Regions from separate parts of the Homo sapiens genome. Here region 1 is linked to region 2. The links are chromatin loops, found by intact Hi-C in ENCODE. Cell type or tissue: IMR-90. All regions are shown on one strand. Each heading gives the region's core, and the rest is flanking DNA. Links, peaks and the distances in the headings are about the cores only.

The links. A loop is a pair of places that touch in the nucleus more often than their neighbours do. Peaks named below come from ENCODE experiments on the same cell type or tissue, not always from the same donor. Only the 100,000 strongest peaks of a DNase experiment are listed, where the experiment ranks them.
Region 1: it touches region 2 in a loop (6-fold over the local background); 13 of 110 quality-filtered maps call a loop at or near these places.

The regions. Positions count from the first base shown.
Region 1 is chr17:7,894,427-7,900,570 of GRCh38, forward strand. It overlaps CHD3 (chromodomain helicase DNA binding protein 3), which reads left to right. Exons shown (of 40, transcript NM_001005273.3): 8 at 1-182; 9 at 491-724; 10 at 913-1,116; 11 at 2,657-2,868; 12 at 3,545-3,676; 13 at 4,070-4,169; 14 at 4,585-4,776; 15 at 4,917-5,117; 16 at 5,470-5,607; 17 at 5,864-5,985; 18 at 6,132-6,144. Among named protein-coding and RNA genes, the nearest start is that of CHD3, 8.7 kb to the left of the region's middle. RefSeq lists an enhancer at 1-521. In IMR-90, for the core only: a CTCF peak has its summit at 3,546; a DNase peak (open chromatin) is centred at 3,575.
Region 2 is chr17:7,741,472-7,746,471 of GRCh38, forward strand. DNAH2 (dynein axonemal heavy chain 2) reads left to right here. Exons shown (of 86, transcript NM_020877.5): 12 at 1,457-1,671. Among named protein-coding and RNA genes, the nearest start is that of DNAH2, 26 kb to the left of the region's middle. In IMR-90, for the core only: CTCF peaks have their summits at 2,283 (motif pointing right) and 4,786; DNase peaks (open chromatin) are centred at 2,280 and 4,570; H3K27ac peaks cover 326 bases.

The DNA of each region.
Region 1 (6,144 bases), core at 1,145-6,144, 150 kb after region 2:
CTGCAGTGGCCGGGGAGGAGGAGGTTGATGGCTACGAGACGGATCACCAGGATTACTGTGAGGTGTGCCAGCAGGGTGGGGAAATTATTCTGTGTGACACCTGCCCTCGTGCCTACCACCTCGTCTGCCTTGATCCTGAGCTTGACCGGGCTCCAGAGGGCAAATGGAGCTGCCCTCACTGTGTGAGTACCTAATGCCAGCATCTGATGGCCCTGAGGAACCCACCCATCTCTTTCCCCCTTGGTTTCACTTACCCTCTTCCTGCCCCCAGATGGCTGGACTTCTTAGTAACAGATGTCCGAGTGTCTAGGATCCTAATGTATTCCTTTCTCCCACAATCAACATTTCTGAAACTGGAGTGTCCTTTTCCTTAGTTCCCACCAGTCTTCTCTGCACTTCTAGGATTCAGGTGTCCTGTCTTTGCCTGTATCTTCCAGTTTCATTCCTTAATTTCTTCCATCTGTCTGTGTGTCTATCCTTGGCCCCCTAGGAGAAGGAGGGGGTCCAGTGGGAGGCCAAGGAGGAAGAAGAAGAATACGAAGAGGAGGGAGAGGAAGAAGGGGAGAAGGAGGAGGAGGATGATCACATGGAGTACTGCCGCGTATGCAAGGACGGCGGGGAGCTCCTGTGCTGTGACGCGTGCATCTCCTCCTACCACATTCATTGTCTAAACCCTCCCCTGCCTGACATTCCCAATGGTGAATGGCTGTGTCCCCGATGCACAGTGAGTGGAAACATCTCCCCTCTGTATTTACTGTCAGGCCTGATCCCTTCCCCCATCCCTGGGGCCCACATGTCCAGCTTTTCATTTCTCTGCACTCCCCCACCCTTGTGGGACCCCTATCTTCTCATCTAACAATGGGTTCTTTCTGCCTCTTTCTTTCCTCCTCCTTGTACGTGTCCATCCCAAAGTGCCCCGTGCTGAAGGGTCGAGTGCAGAAGATCCTACATTGGCGGTGGGGGGAGCCACCTGTAGCAGTGCCAGCCCCTCAACAGGCAGATGGAAATCCAGATGTCCCACCCCCCCGTCCTCTTCAAGGCAGATCAGAGCGAGAGTTCTTTGTCAAGTGGGTAGGACTATCCTACTGGCACTGCTCCTGGGCCAAGGAGCTTCAGGTACTAGGACCTTTTCTTTCCCTCTCCCCCATGACCTCATTTCCTGCCATCCTCTCCCTCTCTTACTCCTCTGTTTGTTGGGTTCCCATACTCTTTGTTTTCTCTCATTTCAGGCCTGTGGCCTTCATACCCTACTTGCTTAGTTTCCATATGTGGTTCTTTTGGTCTACAGTCCTCTTTCTCTCAGTCTCCGTTAGCTTCCTTCCCTCAGATATAGCATAGCCTTTCCTAACTTCATGTCCTTCCTTATCTGTCTTTTTCCATGTTTTATAATATTCCTGGCTGGGCATGGTGGCTCACACCTATAATCCTAGCACTTTGGGAGGCCAAGGCAGGAGGATTGCTTGAGACCAGCCTGGGCAACATAGTGAAACCCCATCTCTGTTTAAAAAAAAATTCTCGGCTGGGTGTGGTGGCTCACGCCTGTAATCCCAGTACTTTGGGAGGCCGAGGTGGGCGGATCACCTGAGGTCAGGAGATCGAGACTATCCTGGCTAACATGGTGAAACCCCATCTCTACTAAAAATACAAAAAAATTAGCTGGGCGTGGTGGCAGGCACCTGTAGTCCCAGCTACTCAGGAGGCTGAGACAGGAGAATGGCGTGAACCCGGGAGGCGGAGCTTGCAGTGAGCCAAGATCGTGTCCCTGCACTTCAGCCTGGGCGACAGAGCGACACTCTATCTCAAAAAAAAAAAAAAAAAAAAAAAAATTCTCAATGTTTCTAATCCCATTCCCTATCTCTTGCTTGTAAGAGCCCCACCCAGGCCTTGTCTTCTGAAACTGTTGCATCTGTTTCATTTTATTTATTCTCCGTCTTGGCTTTGACTCATTTATCTCTAATCCATCCTTTTTCTTTTTTTTTCTATTTTTTTTTTTTTTTAGATGGAGTTTCGCTCTTGTTGCCTAGGCTGGAGTGCAGTGGCACGATCTTGGCTTACTGCAACCTCTGCCTCCTGGGTTCAAGCGATTCTCCTGCCTCAGCCACTCAAGTAGCTGGGATTACAGGCATGCGCCACCACGCTTGGCTAATTTTGTATTTTTAGTAGAGACGGGGTTTCTCCATGTTGATCAGGCTGGTCTCGAACTCCCAACCTCAGGTGATCCACCTGCCTCTGCCTCCCAAAGTGCTGGGACGCGCCTGTTATTCTCTTATTGCCCCGGCTGGAGTGCAGTGGTGTGATCTTGGCTCGCTGCAACCTCCGCCTCATGCATTCAAGCGATTCTCCTGCCTCAGCCTCCTGAGTATCTGGGATTACAGGCGTGCGCCACCACACCTGGCTAATTTCTGTATTTTTAGTAGAGACGGGGTTTCGCCATGTTGGCCAGGCTGGTCTTGAACTCCTGACCTCAGGTGATCCACCCGCCTGAGCCTCCTAAAGCACTGGGATTACAGGCATGAGCCACCGTGCCTGGGCCAATCCATCCTTTTTCATAGCTCCCTTTCCCTGTCCCATTCCTCCTGCCGGCCTCTTCCCGGTTCCTTGTTGTCCTCTGTGAGTGTCAGGACTATCTCTTTCCCTTTTTTCTGTGCCCTGCTAGCTGGAAATCTTCCATTTGGTTATGTATCGAAACTACCAGCGGAAGAATGACATGGATGAGCCCCCACCCCTGGACTATGGCTCCGGCGAGGATGATGGGAAGAGCGACAAGCGTAAAGTGAAAGACCCGCACTATGCTGAGATGGAGGAGAAGTACTATCGTTTTGGCATCAAGCCAGAGTGGATGACCGTCCACCGCATCATCAACCACAGGTGAATCCTCGGTCCCTGGGAAGTCAGACCTGGTATATGACATTATTCTTACCATGGTGATGGCCCCATGTTAGTATTTGCTGATTAACCAGGTAATTGATCTAACCTTGATAACCTCTGCTGTAGCTCCAGCCTTTCTGGCCTTGTTTCCTCCAGGGGAACGGGAGAAAACAGGAGGAAAATCCGGCCAGGCAGTGCCTCTTTTGTCCTTTGCCTCCTGTCATCTCCAGTGGCATAAGACATAGCACATGAGTCTGGGGATGAGGGCATGAAAGCAAAACATGAGAGACATAATTCATCCAGACCAGTGTTTTGAATGTTTCTTCTTCATAGTACTTATTACTGCCTAAACTTAATGGTATGTATTTAGTTATTTCAATGCTGCCTTCCCCACGAGACTCTGAGTTCCATGAGGAAAATACTTAGTGATTAGGTGAACAAATGATAAGGAGGGATCTCCAGGAATGTTTTGTGATAGCTGATTTTTAGGATACCATCCTGAGAAGGTTAGGCTGCTAGGTCAACTATTCCAATCTCCCTTCCAGCAGCTCACTGTTGACGGTTGGGTGACAAATTTTGTGTGTTTGCTGATAATTGCGTTTCTCAGGCCTTCTTTCTGTTTGTGATCTGTGCAATATTTTCCTCCTGCTCCTCCCCATGGCCTCCTGCCCCACAGTGTGGATAAAAAGGGGAATTACCACTATCTAGTAAAATGGAGGGACTTACCATATGACCAGTCCACGTGGGAGGAAGATGAAATGAATATCCCTGAATACGAAGAACATAAGCAAAGCTACTGGAGACACCGGTGAGGGAATGAGCTTGTGGATTCAAGGGATTCTGACGATGAGGGCATGAAAGCCAAAACTCCAGCATAAAATGAGGGTACAGTAGGGCCTGATTCAACCTGGAGTTCAGGGCAATGGCCACCTGAGCTGGGTTGTTTGAGATAGGCTTGCTAAAGAGGTAGTGTAAGGAACAGAAACAAGATCTGGCTGAGTAGTGGAGAAGAGGATGTTCAAGAGTGGGGAGGGCTGGCTCTTGAGGTGAAATCCAAAGGGCAAGGGTAAAGAGCCTGGGAAAAAGGAAATATGGGAAAATCTAGGTCATGGACAGTGGGAAGTAGGTCTGGAATGGGTTCAGAAAAGAAAGCGTAGGACTCCCAAGGATGAGGCCTCATTCAGACCCACTCTTTTTCCAGAGAACTAATTATGGGGGAAGACCCTGCCCAGCCCCGCAAGTATAAGAAGAAGAAGAAGGAGCTACAGGGTGATGGGCCTCCCAGTTCTCCCACTAATGATGTGAGTCCTCTCAGTTGTCATTTCTTGTTTCTGGAGTGATGGTGATCGAAGATTTTCCAAGGGCTACTGATGGAACTTCCCAGAGATTCAGTAACCTCTGTGAACAGTAGCTCTTCCTTCAGCATCCAGTCTTGCCCCAAGAGTGGCTAAGAATTTTGGCCTGAAAGGGCAGGAGCCACTAGAGATAGCCCACTGGTGGCTCTGTCACCAGCTGGCCCTTCCCCATGGTGCTGCTGGATATTGTCTTAAGGAATGAGGGGGAGGGGCTGAAGACTAGATGTGAGAACTTTTGTAAACTCAGGCCATAGTAGAGGGAATTGTAATCCAACTTGGTATCCATGCCAGGGAGGAAGAGACTAAGACTGGAGGAGCCGCCGACTATTTCCTTGAGCTTTCTGACTTCTTGTCTCTATAGCCTACCGTGAAATATGAGACTCAGCCACGGTTTATCACAGCCACTGGAGGCACCCTGCACATGTATCAGTTGGAAGGGCTGAACTGGCTACGCTTCTCCTGGGCCCAGGGCACTGACACCATTCTAGCTGATGAGATGGGGCTAGGCAAGACCATACAAACCATCGTCTTCCTCTACTCACTCTACAAGGAGGTGCTGGATTCTAGGACCTTGAAGGGGACCGCCTGGACTGGGGAAGTGGGGAGGGGGAAGATAAAGGGGTGTAGCTGGCAGAGGACTAGGGTATACGGCCTCTAGCCTAGACTTATGCTGCCCCCATTCTTGACTCCCAGGGCCACACAAAAGGTCCCTTCCTGGTGAGTGCCCCACTCTCTACCATCATTAACTGGGAGCGGGAGTTCCAGATGTGGGCACCCAAATTCTATGTGGTGACATACACGGGTGACAAGGACAGCCGGGCCATCATTCGTGAGAATGAATTCTCCTTTGAGGACAATGCCATCAAAGGGGGCAAGAAAGCTTTTAAGATGAAGGTAAGACCCTCTACCTCATATCCTCTGAGACCCTCAAAGCTGTCACTTCTTTTTCTCAGCCAGGAATTCAGTTTCTCTATTCCCCTCCTCACCTTTCTCCTCTTCCTCCACCTGTCCTCCTGTCTCTGCACTACCATCCTAGAGATATGGCAGGTACTCCCAGGGGCATACATGGATCTGTCGGTACTGGAAATGTGGGCAGAGGTTTAGGAGCCATGGTCTGTAATCCCTGCTTGGAGAACAGAGTAATGGCTCCTGTTGGGAGCCACAGTCAGGACAAGGTGTCTGGTTCTGGAGGTGTAGGTGCATGGTTGTCAGGTGGCAGCTGAATGGGCAATAATTATGTTGGCAGAGGGAGGCACAGGTGAAGTTCCATGTTCTCCTGACATCGTATGAGCTGATCACCATTGATCAGGCAGCACTTGGTTCCATCCGCTGGGCCTGTCTTGTGGTAGATGAGGCCCATCGACTCAAGAACAACCAGTCCAAGGTGAGTGAGGTTTCCAGACCTAAAAAACTTGAAGTTGTGGACTTCCCACTTGCCTTGGTCCTAAAAAACAACAAAAATTCTGGGGATTTTCTGTAGTCTGGGAGGACGTCCAGGTTGGAAGAGGGAGAGGGCCAGAGATTTGGGGCCTCTGATCCTGAGTGAAATGGGAGCTGGGGCAGGGAAAGGCTGATGCTGTGGGTCGGTCACTTGTCACTAATAAGCCCATTTTCCTGCCTTGCCTTGCCCCATCTTTTAGTTTTTCAGGGTTCTCAATGGTTACAAGATAGATCATAAGTTGCTGCTGACAGGAACCCCATTGCAGAATAATCTGGAGGAGCTCTTCCATCTCCTGAACTTCCTCACCCCAGAGAGATTTAAGTAAGTGGTTCCCTAAGGGTAGTTGGCAGAGATGAGAGGTGGAGCAGATAAAATGAGCTGGTAGAGGATTAATCTGAGGTGGTAAGTCTGAGATCAGGGGCAAGGAACTTGCCGACCTGTTAATTTTCTTCTCTTCTGGCTCTTAGCAACTTGGAGGGC
Region 2 (5,000 bases), core at 1-5,000:
CTCAGCCTCCCGAGTAGCTGGGACTACAGGTGCCCGCCACCGCACCCAGCTAATTTTTTTGTATTTTTAGTAGAGATGGGGTTTCACCGTGTTAGCCAGGATGGTCTGAGTCTCCTGACCTCATGATCCACCCACCTGGGCCTCCCAAAGTGCTGGGATTACAGGCGTGAGCCACCGCGCCCGGCTTCTTTTTCTTTTTTCTTTTTTTCTGAGATGGAGTTTTGCTCTTGTTGCCCAGGCTGGAGTGCAGTGGTGTGATCTCGGCTCACCGCAACCTTCGCCTCCCAGGTCCAAGCGATTCTCCTGCCTTAGCCTCTCAGGAGCTGGGATTACAGGCATGCACCACCACGCCCGGCTAATTTTGTATTTTTAGTAGAGAAGAGGTTTCTCCATGTTGGTCAGGCTGGTCTCGAACTCCCGACCTCAGGTGATCCACCCACCTTGGCCTCCCAAATTGCTGGGATTACAGGCATGAGCCACTGCGCCCGGCCTCATTTTAGGAATTTCATATCAGGCTGCAGAGGAGGAATAGGGCCGGTATCTGGGGTGTTGGGTCAGTAGAAGATACAGCCTCATGATCCAGAGACCTGGACAGGTGACACCCTTACAGAGCCTGGTCTCTCTGGAAAGACAGCACAAAGAAACAACAGAAAAACATTGTTTTAAAACTTTCTGGGGCCAGGTGCGGTGGCTCACACCTGTAATCCCAGCACTTTGGGAGGCCAAGGTGGGTGGATCATTTGAAGTTAGGAGTTCATGACCAGTTTGGCCAACATGGTGAGACCCTGTCTCTACTAAAAATACAAAAAGTTAGCCAGGTGTGGTGGCGGGCACCTGTAATCCCAGCTATTTGGGAGGCTAAGGCAGGACAATTGCTTGAACCCTGGAGGCAGAAGTTGCAGTGAGCCGAGATCGCGCCACTGTACTCCAGCCTGGGTGGTGGAGAGAGACTCTGTCACAAACAAACAAAACAAACAAATGAACACACACACCCTTTGGGAATAAAGGTTGAAAGCTGTTGAGGTAGTGACCTGCCATCATGCAGCTGGTGCTGGTAGAGAGTTAGGCAGCCTGCAGATAGCTGGAGGCTGGTTTGGGCCTGGTGGACTACGCCCAGGCTAGGAAGGGCTGATACTGGTTTTCAACCTTGTGCCTCATATCCTGCTCCTTCTGTGACTGACCTTTTTCTCCCAGCTTTTTTTCCTAAACAAATTCTCTGTGCTTCTCTTTCCTCATTTTGACTCCTTTTCTCATTGCGCCTTGGTCTCTTCCTATCACCTTCCTTTTTGACTCTACCTTCCTTCTAAGTTATCAAAACTCAATCCATCTCCATAGCAAGCCTTATGCATATTGTTGGGGTATGTGCGCATGCGCGCATGTGTAGGTCTCAGGGAGATGGTGGCCCCTGGAGGAAGGTGGCAGGCCGACTCCACCCACCTGTTCTTCTTCCCCTCAGTGCCTTGCTGGTGCTCATTTCCTGCCCCGTATTGGGACTGGAAAGGAGAGTGTGCACACCTATCAGCAGATGGTCCAGGCCATTGATGAGCTGGTTCGAAAAACCTTCCAAGAGTGGACATCAAGTCTGGACAAGGATTGCATTCGGCGGTTGGATACCCCATTGCTGCGAATCAGCCAGGAGAAGGCGGGCATGCTGGATGTCAACTTTGACAAGTACAGGAGCCACCTGGCCCCTTTTCCCTATACTCCCCTTCTGCAGCTCTCCCAAGAATTTCACTCCCATCTTTTGACTCCTCTCTTCATTATTCTCTCTCTTTCTCATACAATATGTTTGCTATCGTCATTTTACTTTTTTTTTTCTTCTTTTATTTTTGTCTCTCCCCACCTCCCACCCTGCTATCAACATTTTAATTTTACAACTTATCTTAAAACACAACAAAACAAAACAATGATCGGCCAGGCACGGTGGCTCACACCTGTAATCCCAGCACTTTGGGAGGCTGAGGTGGGCGCATCGCTTGAGCCCAGGAGTTTGAGAACAGCCTGGGCAACATGGCAAAACCCAGTCTCTGCAAAAAATACAAAGATTAGCTGGGCGTGGTGGCACAAGCCTGTAGTCTCAGCTACTTGGGAGGGTGAGGTGGGAGGATCGCCTGAGCCCGGGAGGCAGAGGCTGCAGTGAGCTGAGATCACACCACTACACTCCAGCCTGGGCGACAGAGTGACCCTGCCTCAAAAACAAAAATCAAAAACCACTCCACTATCTGACTAAACCAGTGATGTCGCTGTTCTGCCACTAGATGGCCATAATGGCTCAGCTAAGTCACCCAAACCCTGTCCCTTTCCTGACTGTTGGTGGGGCTGTCAGACCATGCCTTCTTCTACAGCTTCATTGTTATGAAACTGTCATACTATAATTATTTAAAATGTAATTAATCAATTAACTAATTTATTAAAAATATATAGTGAGCACCTTCCATGTGTCAGGAACTGAAATAGGAACAGGCAGGGAATGTACACAACGGCCAAGTCCCTGCCCTCAGGGAGGTTAGGCTGCTGCTTTCTAAGTCAACAGCTCTACTCTTGGAGTGGGGCTTCCTGTCCACATAAGATGCTTTGAGGCTGTGGCTACTAGTGTTGGATTCCACTCATAAAATGTCCATGCTTGAGCCTGGCCAGCATGGCGAAACCCTGTCTCTACTAAAAATACAAAAATTAGCTGGGCATTGTGGCAGGTGCCTATAATCCTAGCTACTTGGGAGGCTGAGGCAGGAAAATCGCTTGAACCCGGGAGGCGGAGGTTGCAGTGAGCCGAGATCACGCCATTGCACTCCAGCCTGGGCGACAGAGTGAGTCTCCGTCTCAAAAAAAAAAAAAAAAAAAAAAAAATGCTTGTGGGGCCAAATGTAGGAGGGGCTTTGCCAGAGAAGTGCTGTGTGGAGACGGAGTCCCAGGGACAGATGAGACTGTGAGTGTTTGTCCTGGGCAGCAAAAGGTGGCCCAACCAGGGGAAGAGGGCACATTCTGGCTGAGAAAGGAAGCAAAAGAACCAGGATGGAGAAGCAGAGCGGAGTGTCAGGTGAGAGGGGTGAGGCAGAGGCATCAGTGAGGAGGACAGGGATGTTGGGAGCTGCAGGGATGAGGAAGCCGTTGAGGAGCAGAGTGTGCACATGGCTAGGTCGAGAGGTTTGAGAAAAGGCTTCGAGTAGTGAGAGTTGTTGGAGATTGGCTTTGCTGAGCTTCCTGGTTTTGTGAGTTATGGCCAAGCACAGCCACGTAAACATTGCCTCATAAATCAACGATAAGATTCTGAAGACTGAGAAACTAGGCCAGAGTTAGCCTAGTTACGCCATTTGCAAGCGCATAATGGGGTTGAACCTGCAAGACACATTCTCCCATCGAGCTGGGTACCCCCAAAGTTATTGTGTCAGGGGAGCCGCACAGATGCCCTTGGTGTTTATGGATATGAGGGCACACAGTTCACCAGCTGTCCTTTTTCTGTGAAATAAGGGATTGTATTCAAATAACAGGATTTCCTTAAACACTAATGATCAATCTTTACATTTCTTTTTTTTTTTTTCTTGAGACAGAGTCTCACTCTGTCGCCCAGGTTGGAGTGCAGTGGCGCAATCTTGGCTCACTGCAACCTCCGCCTCCTGAGTTCAAGCAATTCTCCTGCCTCAGCCTCCCGAGTATCTGGGATTACAGGCGCCCGCCACCACGCCCGGCTAATTTTTGTGTTTTTATTAGAGATGGTGTTTTGCCATGTTGGCCAAGCTGGTCTTAAAATCCTGACCTCAGGTGATCTGGCCACCTCGGCCTCCCAAAGTGCTGGGATTACAGGCATGAGCCACTGTGTCTGGCCAAGTATTTACATTTCAAATATGAGAGAAAACAAAAGTTGAGACAAGAGGTAAAGAAATGCTGTGTGTGTGTAGGAGGTAGGAGAGGATCAGGAAAACTAACTAATAGGTACTAGGCTTAATACCTGGGTGACAAAATCATCTGTACAACACTCTCATGACACAATTTTACCTATATAACAAACCTGCACATGTACCCCTGAACTTGAAATAAAAGTTAAATTTAAAAAAAATGCCATATGTGGCTGGCGCAGTGGCTCATGCCTAGAATCCCAACACTTTGGAAGGCCAAGGCGGGAGGATCGCTTGAGCCCAGGAGTCCAAGATCAGTGGGGGCATAAACAAAAATTAGCCGGGCATAGTGGTGCATGCCTGTAGTCCCAGCTACTCAGGAGGCTGAGGTGGAAGGATTGCTTGAGCCCAGGATATTGAGGCTGCAATGAGCTGTGATCGTGCCACTGCACTCTAGCCTGGGCGACAAAGCCAGACCCTGTCTCAAACAAAAAAAAAAAAAAAAAGAAAAGAAAAAAGAAATGCCATATGTGAGCACTGGTTGGTGGCTACCTCCTTCTACTCGCCAGGGGTCAGCCAGCGAGAGTAGATACAGCATCAACTTCAGTGCTAAACAGTCTCAAGTTCAAACCCTGGAGCATTTTGCCACGTGACCTCAGGCGGGCCATTGAATTTCTCTGAGCCTGAGTTTCCTCATCTACTTAAAAAACCCTTTCCTGGCATTATCGGGCAGCTGATGACTCACGCAAAGGTCCTCACAAAGAATGAACAACCAAGAAGCATTCTTGCCCCCTTCAAAACAATTGCCTCATAAAACTTGATGAAGATAGTATTTTCAAAACAAATGTAGCAGAGTGATGTAACAGTTTTAGTTTTTAAAACATTTTAACCTTTACAAAGGGCTAATATAGGCATACAGTGTAAAATTCAAAAGTCATTCTACAAAAGGATAGAGAATGAAAAGCCTGCTCCTCTGCTGTCCCCTAGGGGACCCAGTTTCACTCTGAAGACAGTCAGTGTTTCAGATTCTTGTATAATATTCCAGGAATAGACATATATGTCTACTTAAGTATCCTTTTTTGCATAAATAGTAGTGTACTATACATATTGTTCTATATATTCCAAGTGCTTTCAAAATGATTAATTTTTCCATTATAAAATTATTGA